Regions from separate parts of the Homo sapiens genome. Here region 2 is linked to region 1. The links are chromatin loops, found by intact Hi-C in ENCODE. Cell type or tissue: heart left ventricle. All regions are shown on one strand. Links, peaks and the distances in the headings refer to the core of each region. The heading gives the core; the rest is flanking DNA.

The links. A loop is a pair of places that touch in the nucleus more often than their neighbours do. Peaks named below come from ENCODE experiments on the same cell type or tissue, not always from the same donor. Only the 100,000 strongest peaks of a DNase experiment are listed, where the experiment ranks them.
Region 2: it touches region 1 in a loop (8-fold over the local background); 3 of 110 quality-filtered maps call a loop at or near these places.

What each region holds. Positions count from the first base shown.
Region 1 is chr13:34,747,828-34,753,214 of GRCh38, reverse strand. No RefSeq gene overlaps it. Among named protein-coding and RNA genes, the nearest start is that of LINC00457, 110 kb to the right of the region's middle. In heart left ventricle, for the core only: no CTCF peak of the experiment used is centred there; a DNase peak (open chromatin) is centred at 2,704; H3K4me3 peaks cover 872 bases; H3K27ac peaks cover 1,067 bases.
Region 2 is chr13:34,667,763-34,673,149 of GRCh38, reverse strand. It overlaps LOC105370159 (a long non-coding RNA gene), which reads left to right. Exons shown (of 3, transcript XR_941849.2): 3 at 1,988-2,723. Among named protein-coding and RNA genes, the nearest start is that of LINC00457, 30 kb to the right of the region's middle. In heart left ventricle, for the core only: no CTCF peak of the experiment used is centred there; no DNase peak of the experiment used is centred there; H3K27ac peaks cover 1,863 bases.

The sequences.
Region 1 (5,387 bases), core at 202-5,201:
GTTAAATGTGCTTCATCACCTTCCCCCATATACACACATATCTACACATACACATCATTCACATGTGTACTGCACTCTCGTGTGTTCACACACACATCACGCTATGCACACCCACCCACCACATTCACAAGCTTATCGCACTTACTTCTTGCAATAAACGTTTATTTATTTATTTATTTATTTATTTATTTATTGAGATGGAGTCTCACTCTGTCGCCCAGGCTGGAGGCACTAGCGTGATCTCGGCTTACTGCAACCTCCACCTCCTGCGTTCAAGCAATTCTCCTGCCTCAGCCTCCAGAGTAGCTGGGCTTCCAGGTGCATGCCGCCAAGCTTGGCTATTTTTTATATTTTTAGTAGAGATGGGGTTTCACTATGTTGGCAAGGCTGGTCTCTTATCTCCTGGCCTCAAGTAATCCGCCTGTCTCGGCCTCCCAAAGTGCTGAGATTAGAGGTGTGAGCCACAGCTCTCGGCGGCAATAAACTCTTAACACTTTACTGCTGTTTTTGAAGTATCTCAGAATTGAAGAGGGCTTGTAGTTTCCTCTCGATGAATCATTGTCCTCCCTGTTTTTCAAGTGTTTTAAAAATGATCATGAAATAGAGGCAATTTTAGGGTTCTGTTGTGTCACTTTGGGTCACCCCTTTGGTGGAATTTGTCTTTGGAGCTTTTTCCTTTGACGTCTAGCATCCTATGTCCTGGCTGTCACCAGATCCTCTCAGGCAGTGAGCCTTCTCTAGACTTTCCACACCCACGCATCACTCCTGTTCTCTCATCAGCATAGCTAGATTCAGGCTGTGCGACCTATTGTGTGGTATGGGAACAGTAATAATTTATTGTGAAGATTAAAAAATATACTGCACAGAGAATGCCCAGTTTCATGTGCAGAGTATGTTTTCAATAAATGCCGAAATAAACTCTCTTTCTCTCTCCCTTAATCTCTATCTCTGAATATCTCTTGCCTATTTTACCTGCTCTGGTCATATTTCCTCAAGTATCTTCATTTAGCTAAGCAGTTTTCACTAGTATTAGTTAACTATTGATAATAGAATTTAAAATTTTAGTTCCTCGGGAAATATTGTGCGAATCTATGTGGACTCCAATAATAGGGCTTCAGGTGGACAAAAGAGGTATATTTTGGGCATGCAGATCTTTTCAGTTGACTCAAATTCTGCAGAAGGACTGACTTTGAGCATCATGAATTAAACTAAACTCTAACACTGAGCAAAGAAAATTAGAATATTTTCATGTCTTGGCTGTTAGAGTACTTGATAAATATAAGGAATTATTAGGCCTTTTGAAATAGCTTTGAAATAGCACAGATTTGTGCTGTATCCAAGGATTCCTGACAATGTAACAGAACAACATTGCGGTATCATGAAAAAGGTGTTGTGTCACTGAATAAAGTCAAAGGCATTTCTTTAAAAATCATTCCCTTGGGAGTGTGGTTGAGACCATCACTTCATTTCACTTTCAGCTCCTGTGACAAAGACTGTCACCTCCGCTCCTCAAGTCCCAAGAGGAAAGTCATTCTTGGTCTCTAAGGACAGGGGGTTTTAGATAAATGCATCTTATTTATGAGCTTCTTCTCTCTTCACTGTTATTCTCTGTTTAGTCTGAAAACAATACTAATGACTAAGGTAAATCCTGAGTGGTGGTAGAAAGTAACAAAACATAATCGTGCTTTTTAAAAGTTGTGCTATTGAGCACATTAGCTTTTCCTGACTTGCGGCACATAATAGAATTGTTCAGAGGCAAATCTGAGACTTTGTGTTTTGATCTTTTACACTTCCCTTCTATTCCCTAGTTCTTAGAAATGCTAACAAATTATATGTTATCGATTATGTTAAAGTGTGTACTGGCAAGTGCAAGTAATACTACACTTGTATTGATCAGCAGCAATGGCTCATAATCTATGTAGGGTATAGCTGGCCCAGTGCAGGCATTGTAACCATGTCATATTATGCATGCAAAACCATGTTCCTATGGTTTTGATGATATGCGAAGTAGCAGACTCTTTTCTTAGTTCTCATAAGTTGAATTTCCCCCTGAAGACTCATTATGAAAAAGCATGTTAAAAAGTGGGGTGTCATTACAAGATTGTTCTCACTTGGCAACAAGCAACAAAAGGAAAAAAAAAAAACGTTTCTGACAATTTCTGAAATGTGATCATTAGAAATCACCCTCTGAAATTAATGAGATTCTAGAAAAAGCCAAGCGCTTAAGAGATCATATCATGTATACAACTTGATGAGGGGTTTAAATGGGGACTGATTATTTGCTAAGTGTAGGCAATGGTTTCCATGATCAACTGCTTTCTCACTACTGCTGCATGATGAAAATGGAGCAGATCCACAATTATAAACATTGAACGGATTACAGAACATTCTGACCTGGAGGAAATTATATGTAATTAAATGAAAAGCTAACGCTTTCGTTTTACTTATCCAAGGACAGTCTTCTCTCCCTCTCTGCGTCCCTCCTTCCCTCCCTCCCTCTTCCACCCCTTTCTCTCTCTGTCTTTGAGATGAGGAAATAATTTAAAAAACAGCTACAAAGGAGTAAATTCTCCCACCCGAACACTTCAGTCTCCCATTTAGTGTTTCTTGTTTTTCCCCATCTGTTGACTCTCGGTATCTCCCCCGCTGCTGTGGTCTCCACCTGGCCCGGTGTGAGTTTTCTCCGTCGCGTCGGTCTCCATGGAGACAGACTGCTCCAAGGGAGGGGCCCTGCACAGTTTCTAGCCAGGAGCCTCCCCGGACCTTTCGTGGGTGGGTGCAGCCTGTTTTTGATCACAGTACAGAAAGGAGGAGGAGTTACCTCATCTACAGAGGAACAAAAATGTGTTTGGGACCTAAATTCCTCCCTCCCTGTGGTCCTGCAGACGCAGTTGGATAAAACCCTGAGAGGAACGATGGGACGCTATGTGTTTCCTTTGCTTCGGTGTCAGGAGCGCTCAGACAATTGCCAGAAGGACCCCAGGGGGAAGCGGAGGCAGGGACAGAACAGAAGGATAAGAAAATTAAGCATCCCTCTTACCAACTCACATCAGCAGTCAAACTGTGCATGGGAAAGGTTGTTAACTAGAAACCTCGAGAAATATATGGTAACTGGGCACATATTCCACCATAAATTACACAATTATTTTGAATAGAAAAGTATTAAAATCCATAAAAATTTTGTCTGCTAATGACTAGAGAAACTGGGCCATTAAAAAAAAACTGTCCAAAAAATTGCTTATTTTACAGAGAAAGCTTACAGGTTTATAGGAAAACATAAATTCATTGAGAGCCTGTTGTACTCACACTGTGGACATTCTAGCATTTTAATTTGTTTCTACCAATGGTAATATTTTCACACAGGCATGATTGGAAACTTTTATCATTTGATTTTTAGAGCTGAATAAAAACCTCATCTTGCCTATGTGATAGAAGTTTTAATGTTTAGTGAAAAAAATAAGTGAATGTGATAGACGTTGAGCAAATGCCAATTCTTATAATTCCTGGGTATCAAAAATCACTCTGGTTTGGAGACACCAGAATTGAGGGCCAAATTCCTTAGTGTTCTAAACAGAGTTCTGTGGAAAGACATTATTAGCTCCTTGGTGTGCGCTGATATCTCCGGGCACCTAGCTAAATCCAGCATTCAGTTTTTGGTCACTGTCTTGCTGGAATTCACTCCCAATTTGCGGTCATGGTTCTCTGAATTACTGCTTTTAAATTGAGCATTTTTTTGAAGTTCACATCTCTACCTTTTGGATATGCAGAAAGAAGTATCTATAAAACAATAATGACTAGCAAGTATAATGTGTGTTATAGTTTGCAGTGCCTCTCTGAACATACGTGATTTCATCTGCGTCTTACAGGAAAGCTGAGAGATGGGAACTGCTATGATAATTGCGGCCCATAGAGACGAAGTTATATGCCCGAGGTCACAAAACTAGTAAGACCAGTTCTTTTCACTTCAGAACCTATGCTTCCCTACATGCTCGTTAACAGTATCTTAATGCTAACCGTAGGTGTTCTTTCCTTAAAGAGTCATGAAGACATTAGATTGCAAATCACTAGAGGACAGAAACAAGATTCTATAGTTCTCTCGGAATGGTGCCTCAGTACCTTGGTCACCTGTGTGTTTCTCCTCTTTAGGATACAAAGAATTCCAGCTGTACTCATGTACCACAAGACATGATGATTCCTATGAACTTTCTAGGAATGAAAATGATAAATCTCTTCAATTTCAGCACTGCTTCTTTGATATCTATGCAGTGCCTGCCAAAAGCAAGTAACCAGAAATAAGTGGGCCTTGGAATCTTAAGACTCTAACCAAGCTGCTTTTCTTTTTGGTTTGGTAGGAGGAGAGCATGTGTTACGGAGACAGCCCTGTTTGGGCAGGCTGCATAGCTCTGTGGCTAGAATGCCACCCCAGACTTTTCCATGTGACTCTATAAGTGATCTTAGGCTAGTCATTCCTAGCCCAGTGCTTAATAGTATCAATGGACAACCAGAAAGCTTGTCCAAACAGCTAATGACTAATAGGTCTCATTAATCATTTAGTTTTCTGACTGTTAATTTTTAGCAAATAATAGTTCAATGGCTACTGCACCAAGCATTGTGCTCAGTGTATGTAAAGAAGAAAACAATGTTCCTGGCATTAAAGAGGTCATTGTCCAATAAATTTGCCACTCATATGAACTTATAAATCCTGCCACTGATGGCTAGATTTGAGACTTTGCAAAAGAGAAGCTGAAACACTGGGAAGGCATTTAACCCTGGTTGTCTAAAATCATGTGAGCTGGTGACAAAGCTAGACAAGGGGTCTAGTGTGTCCCTCAGGCCTGTCTTCCACTACTGGACTGCCTTGTAAAATATGGTTGCATCATTTCAGGATGAAGAGTAGCGCTGATTATTGGCTAATTTTGGCTCACTGAGGCTTCGTTATCGAGTGTACTTCCTGAGAGCCCTGTATTTCCTGGTTTAATTGTGGCTGATGACGTACTTGTAACCAAGGCACTTGGCTCAGCCCAAGCACTTCTATCTGGCTACCAGGGTGCCTGCCAAGTAAACAAGCATTTTTCTGTGCTATGTCTAAAAAAAAAAAAGACGATGCAAAGATTAGGGGATCATGGAGGATGGGAGGCAGGACTAGATTGCAGCTCTGGATAGAGCAGCATGCGAAGGCTTGCATTGTGAATTTTAGCTCCAGATCAACTGCAAGAACAAACCAGGAATCCTGAGAGGACCCACAGAACCTCTGAAGGAAGCAGACTGCTCCTGTAGGGCCTGGGAGACACCCCAAATACTGTGAGTGCCCCAACTGTGGAAGTGGGAAAGGGAGACCCGCTTCTCCTGGACACACACCCCCACTGGAGAAGATGAAGATCTGTTTG
Region 2 (5,387 bases), core at 63-5,062, 80 kb after region 1:
GACATGGGTCCTTAGGTATAGTTTTTCAAATAGAGCTCTGTGAGTACAGCTGATCTTGATCTGAACACCCCTGGGAAATAGAGACAAGCTATCTTCCTCTAAAATGCAACAGACAGTGGTGGGATGGGCATAAGATAACTACAAAAGACACTCCTGTTCAAAAATGTAGAAAGCAGCAGGCATATGAGAGTCAATGGTCTGAAGTCGAAATGGGCATGTTTTGGATATTGCTTGATTGGGATGCAGTCCTATTTCTTCCCCACTGTTCTTGGATCTGCCCACTGGGCTCTTGGTACTTGTCTCTGAGTCATTCGTGCATTTGCATGAAAGGACTATCAGCTGTTTTTGCAGCTGTGTCGTTTTCACAGCCTACTTCCTACCAGTAGAATTTTGGGGATCCAAAGTCCTTATTTTTGGTTCCTTTTGTAATGTTTCTTTCCCTTTCTGTTCAAAGTAGTGGTGTCTGTGCCACTATAATTGTCTTAAATATTTGTGGGCACCTTATTAGACAAAAGCCCTGTCTGAAAATCTTTCTGAGACAAGTCCTTCTTTAACTTGAGTTTCTGCTGAGATTGTTAAAGGAATTTACCCTTGAGCTTCTGAGAAACTTCATGGTTTGACTGAGCAGTTTTCTGTGGCACCATGTTAGATTTAGAAAAGGTCTTAAGGATTTATAGCCACACCTTCAACTTTATTACAAGACTATGTTTTCTGGGGAGTACCTTGGATTGTATCTTTGCCTGGAAGCAATTTCATAATTTTATAATTGTTAGTCATCTGGAGATGTTGGGGATTTTCAGAATCAGAAATTCCTGTTTCGTTTTTGTCTAAAAGTCTTTCATTAAGAACAAAGTTTCAGTTAGACAGGATGAATAAGTTCTGGATATCTACTGTACAGTGTGGTGACTCTAGTTAATAATGCACTGTACAGTTGAAAATTGCTAAGAGAGTAGACCTTAAATGTTATCACCACGAAACTATGATAAGTATGTGAGGTGATGAATATATTAATTAGCTTGATTAAATCATTGTATACATATATCAAAACATTACATTGTACACCATTTTTATTTGTTAATTATACCTTAAAAAGCTGGGGGTAGGGGAAGAGGACGAGTCTTTCCTTTAGCTTCTCTTTGTCTATATTTTGCAATATGCAGCAAGAAGCACACAAGTAGCACCTTCTACACTCCGTCTTGGAATCTCCTTTGCTAGGTCATGCCACTCATGTGGTACATTTTCTACTTTTCGCATAACTGCAGGAAATAGTGTTGTTAAACTTTCTGATGCTAGATAACAAGCATCCCCTTTCCCCCGCTTTTCACTAACTTTTTCCTATATCTCCTTTAAGCCTCTATTCATACCTTTCTCAAATACAAATGGCTTCTAATAACAGTGTTTTTACATGTGTTTGGTGTTTCATAATACTTTTCCTAAAGGCTTTCCATCTTCTGCTTACTGCCTTTTCCAAAGCCACATTCATATTTTGAGTTATTTATTTTTCCAGTACCTCAATTCCAAGTACTAAAGTACCCAAGTCTGTATTAGTTATCTATTGCTATATAACAATGTACTCCAAAACTTATAAACTTAAATTAATAAACACTGATCATTTCACTTTTTTTTGGTAAGAAATTCAGAAAGCTAGACTGAATGGTTCTGACTTAAAATCACTCATGAGGTTGATGTTAAATTTTTGGCTTGGGATGAAGGCTTGACTAGGGCTAGAAACTCTGCTTCCAAGATGGCTCACTTTCAAGGTTGTTGGCAGAAAACCTCAATTTGTCACTGGCTTTTTGGCAGGAGCTCTCAGCTCCTTACCACATGTCCTATCATAGGACTGTTTGAGTGTTCATGGCAGCTGACTTGTCACAGAGCAAGTGATCCAAGAGAGAGAAGGAAAAAAAATTATCTCTGCAATGTCTTTTATGACCTAGCCTGAGAAGTCATACACTAACATTTCCACAATATTCTGCTGGTTTCATAGGTCAACCTTACTTATGGAAGGGGATTGCATTATGGAACGAAAACCAGGAGGTGATCACTGCTATCTTAGAGGCTGGCTACTGTTGATGTCAAAATCAGCATCTATGGCACAGATGTTCCCTGAAGATGTCTTGCTCCTGGGGATTCCTGAATATACCAGAGCTGTAAGTGCTGCCCTCCATGCCTGGGCTGAGGCTGAGAATTCCTGAGGTTGAGACTGCTGATGTCTCATATATCCACAGTATACATAAGGCACTTAGCACACTACCTGGGGCCAAATAAGCATGGCAAAAATATTTTTTCTTGCTATTCTTGTTTTATAGAACACGCATCATTTTCCAGCACAGAAGAAGTAGCAGTCTCTGGCACAAATATAGGGGATAATCTTGCCGTCACCATGCCCATTAAAATTATAGTTAAAAAAATCTAGACCCTTGGGTTTCACTGGTCCCCTTTGGTTGAGTCCCTGGGGGAGCTGAGCCTGTGAGCTATCAGAAAAATGAATGCTGCTTCCTTACCATCCAGCGACTGGCCTCTTATCCTTGAACCATATTTCTGCCCCTCCCATCTCCTCTTTTTTCTCCTTTTTAATCGTGTCACCTCTCATCTCCAGCTAGAGTCCCTTTAAACCTTCATTCAAGTAATGCCTGCAGCCTCTGCTTTAACTCCTGGCTTTCTGGCACATGCCTGAATCATACTGTGCTTAAGCTGAGACACTACCTGCTAAAAACACTAGAAGCAACTAAAACCCTGGGGGACAAGGTGAAAATTAAGTTTGGAATACAAAACTCTTAGGTGACCAGACAAGCAATGCATGTTGTCAACCTCGAGGGCTGTGTGTTAGTCAGGGTTCGCTAGAGGGACAGAACTAATAAGGTATATATATATATAAATATGTTAATATAGGATTAACTTATATATATAATAGGATATGTTATAGTATATATATGTTAATACTTAATAAACTCCCCATTATATATGTATAGTATTATTAAGTATTATTAATAATACTATATATATTAATTTAGTTTATTAAGTATTAACTCACACTATCACAGGGTGCCACAATAGGCCATCTGCAAGCTGAGGAGAAAGGAGAGCCAGTCCGCGTCCCAAAACTAAAGAACTTGGAGTCTGATGTTCGAGGGCAGGAAGCATCCAGCATGGGAGAAAGATGTAGGCTGCGAGGCTAGGCCAGATGAGTCTTTTCATGTTTTTCTGCCTGCTTTATATTCTAGCCACTCTGGTAGCTGATTAGATGATTAGACCCACCCAGATTAAGGGTGAGTCTGCCTTTCCCGGTCCACTGACTCAAATGTTAATCTCCTTTGGCAACACCCTCACAGACACACCCAGGATCAATACTTTGCATCCTTCAATCCAATCAAGTTGATACTCAGTATTAACCGTCACAGGCTGGTTCCATCTTTTCTCATCTATAGCTCACTTTTGAGGAACCATAATCAATCTCAAAACACAAATGTTACCATTGTTGGATATTATTTTAAAAATTAAATTCATTTGAGGCAAAAGATTGCCTTGAAAGTGTCTACATTCAATTTATCTTGCTTTCTTTCCCACCTTATAAAAGTTAAATCTGATATAATAGACTCTTCTGTTTGATTTCTGGATGAAAATTAGAATGAGAATCAGAGAAATGTGGAATTGTTTGAAGAGTTTGATGCATGACATTAAAACAATTCTCAAAGCCCATTTGCTCAAGATGAAGAATGCTGCTCAATGCATTACTTACAGACAGTTCAGGTGCATCCTTTTGGAGCTGTCTTGTCATATATCTGACTCCACCACTAGAATACTCCTGTGATTCTGGTTTCTGAATCCATGCAGAGACCCACACTCAGGCACAACTGGATTCCCTGAACTGGGATCACTCCACAGAAAATAGATGGACAACAACATTTTATTTTTATTTATTTTTTATTTTTTGAGACAGGGTCTTATTCTGTCACCTAGACTGGAGTACAGTGGCATGGTCATAGCTCATTGTAGCCTCAACTTCCTGGGCTCAAGCGATCCTCCTGCCTTAGCCTCTCAAGTAGCTGGGACTACAGGTGTATGCCACCACACCTGGCTAATTTTTATTTTTTTTTGTAGAAACAGGGTCCTAGGCTGGTCTCAAACTCCTAGGCTCAGGGATTCTCACTCCTCAGCCTTTCAAACTGTTGGGATTATAGGCATAAGCCACCGTGTTTGGCTGACAACAGCATTTTAAAAATAGTGATAGTGACCACATAGACTGTAGGTTATGAACACAAATCCTACCATTGTTTTTGAAATACTCAAATAATTAATAAATTATTTCATAGAAGCAGCCTAGAATAGTTTAAAATGCCATAATATGAGAGAAAATTGATTGTTAGGAATAAAAAACTGACACTGACAGGGACTGTGATTTATGATTTGGCCCCATTATTTTAGGTTGTCTTTGAAGCAGATATGCTCAGAGTTGACCAACTCTTCATATGTCTCTTTGGAGGCATCACATGAGACCGACGGGGGTGGGGGTCAGGAGGAGGGGTGGGGTGTGAGGGAATTTCAGGAAGTTACGAAGGAACCACAGGCCTGGTGAAGAAGAGAGCCTGGGACCTGCAGTGAAGCTATAAAGGGAGGGAAAGGAAAGCTGAGCAGAAACAGGTGAATAGAAGCTGAGCCCCAGGCACGTAGAATAGTAAGTGCTGGGTGTTTGCCCCTCATTTACTATTTTGTGGGCCCAACTGGATTCATTTCTTCCTCTGTTCATTTATTCATTCTCACCACCTTTTCTGGACAGCTACTCTGTGTCAGAGACTATGCAAGCTCTGCAGAACAAATCACACTATTTTAGGCCTTAGGTTTCAGCTCCACTCTGTCTAACATCCATGAAGTCTAGTTCAAGGCATTGTCCATTCACGTAATCAATACCTTAAATACTAAATACAACACCCTGTAGCAATCCCCAAACAACCAAGTGTGTATGCTTTTAAACCACAAACCACAGTAGAAAGAGAGCTTCTGATCCACTCCTTTCAAAGCCAGGCTTCAGGTAGTCCTGTGTATTTCATACCTCAAAGGCAAAAGGATGTGTGCAGCCAAATAAAAAAAGGATAGAACTCTGAGAACATTACCTGGGGGGGTTATGTGAAACCAGCTGTAGCAGGAGAAGTGATACTGATCTTTTCTCTTGAGAGGTCAGAGCTGATTTTCAGCCTGTGCCTCTGAAATAATTTTCTCGGCTGACACGGTTGCAAGCTCTGTCAAAAGCAGATGGCTCCATGGAATCTATTTTATTGTCTCCATCTCTGGCTTCCCAGCATTCCAGTTCTGTAGGTGGGCCTCCCACTCCTGCTTTTTTCACCCTGGAGGTGTGCAGTAATAGGTGCTCTACAAGTGCAGTCTGTTTC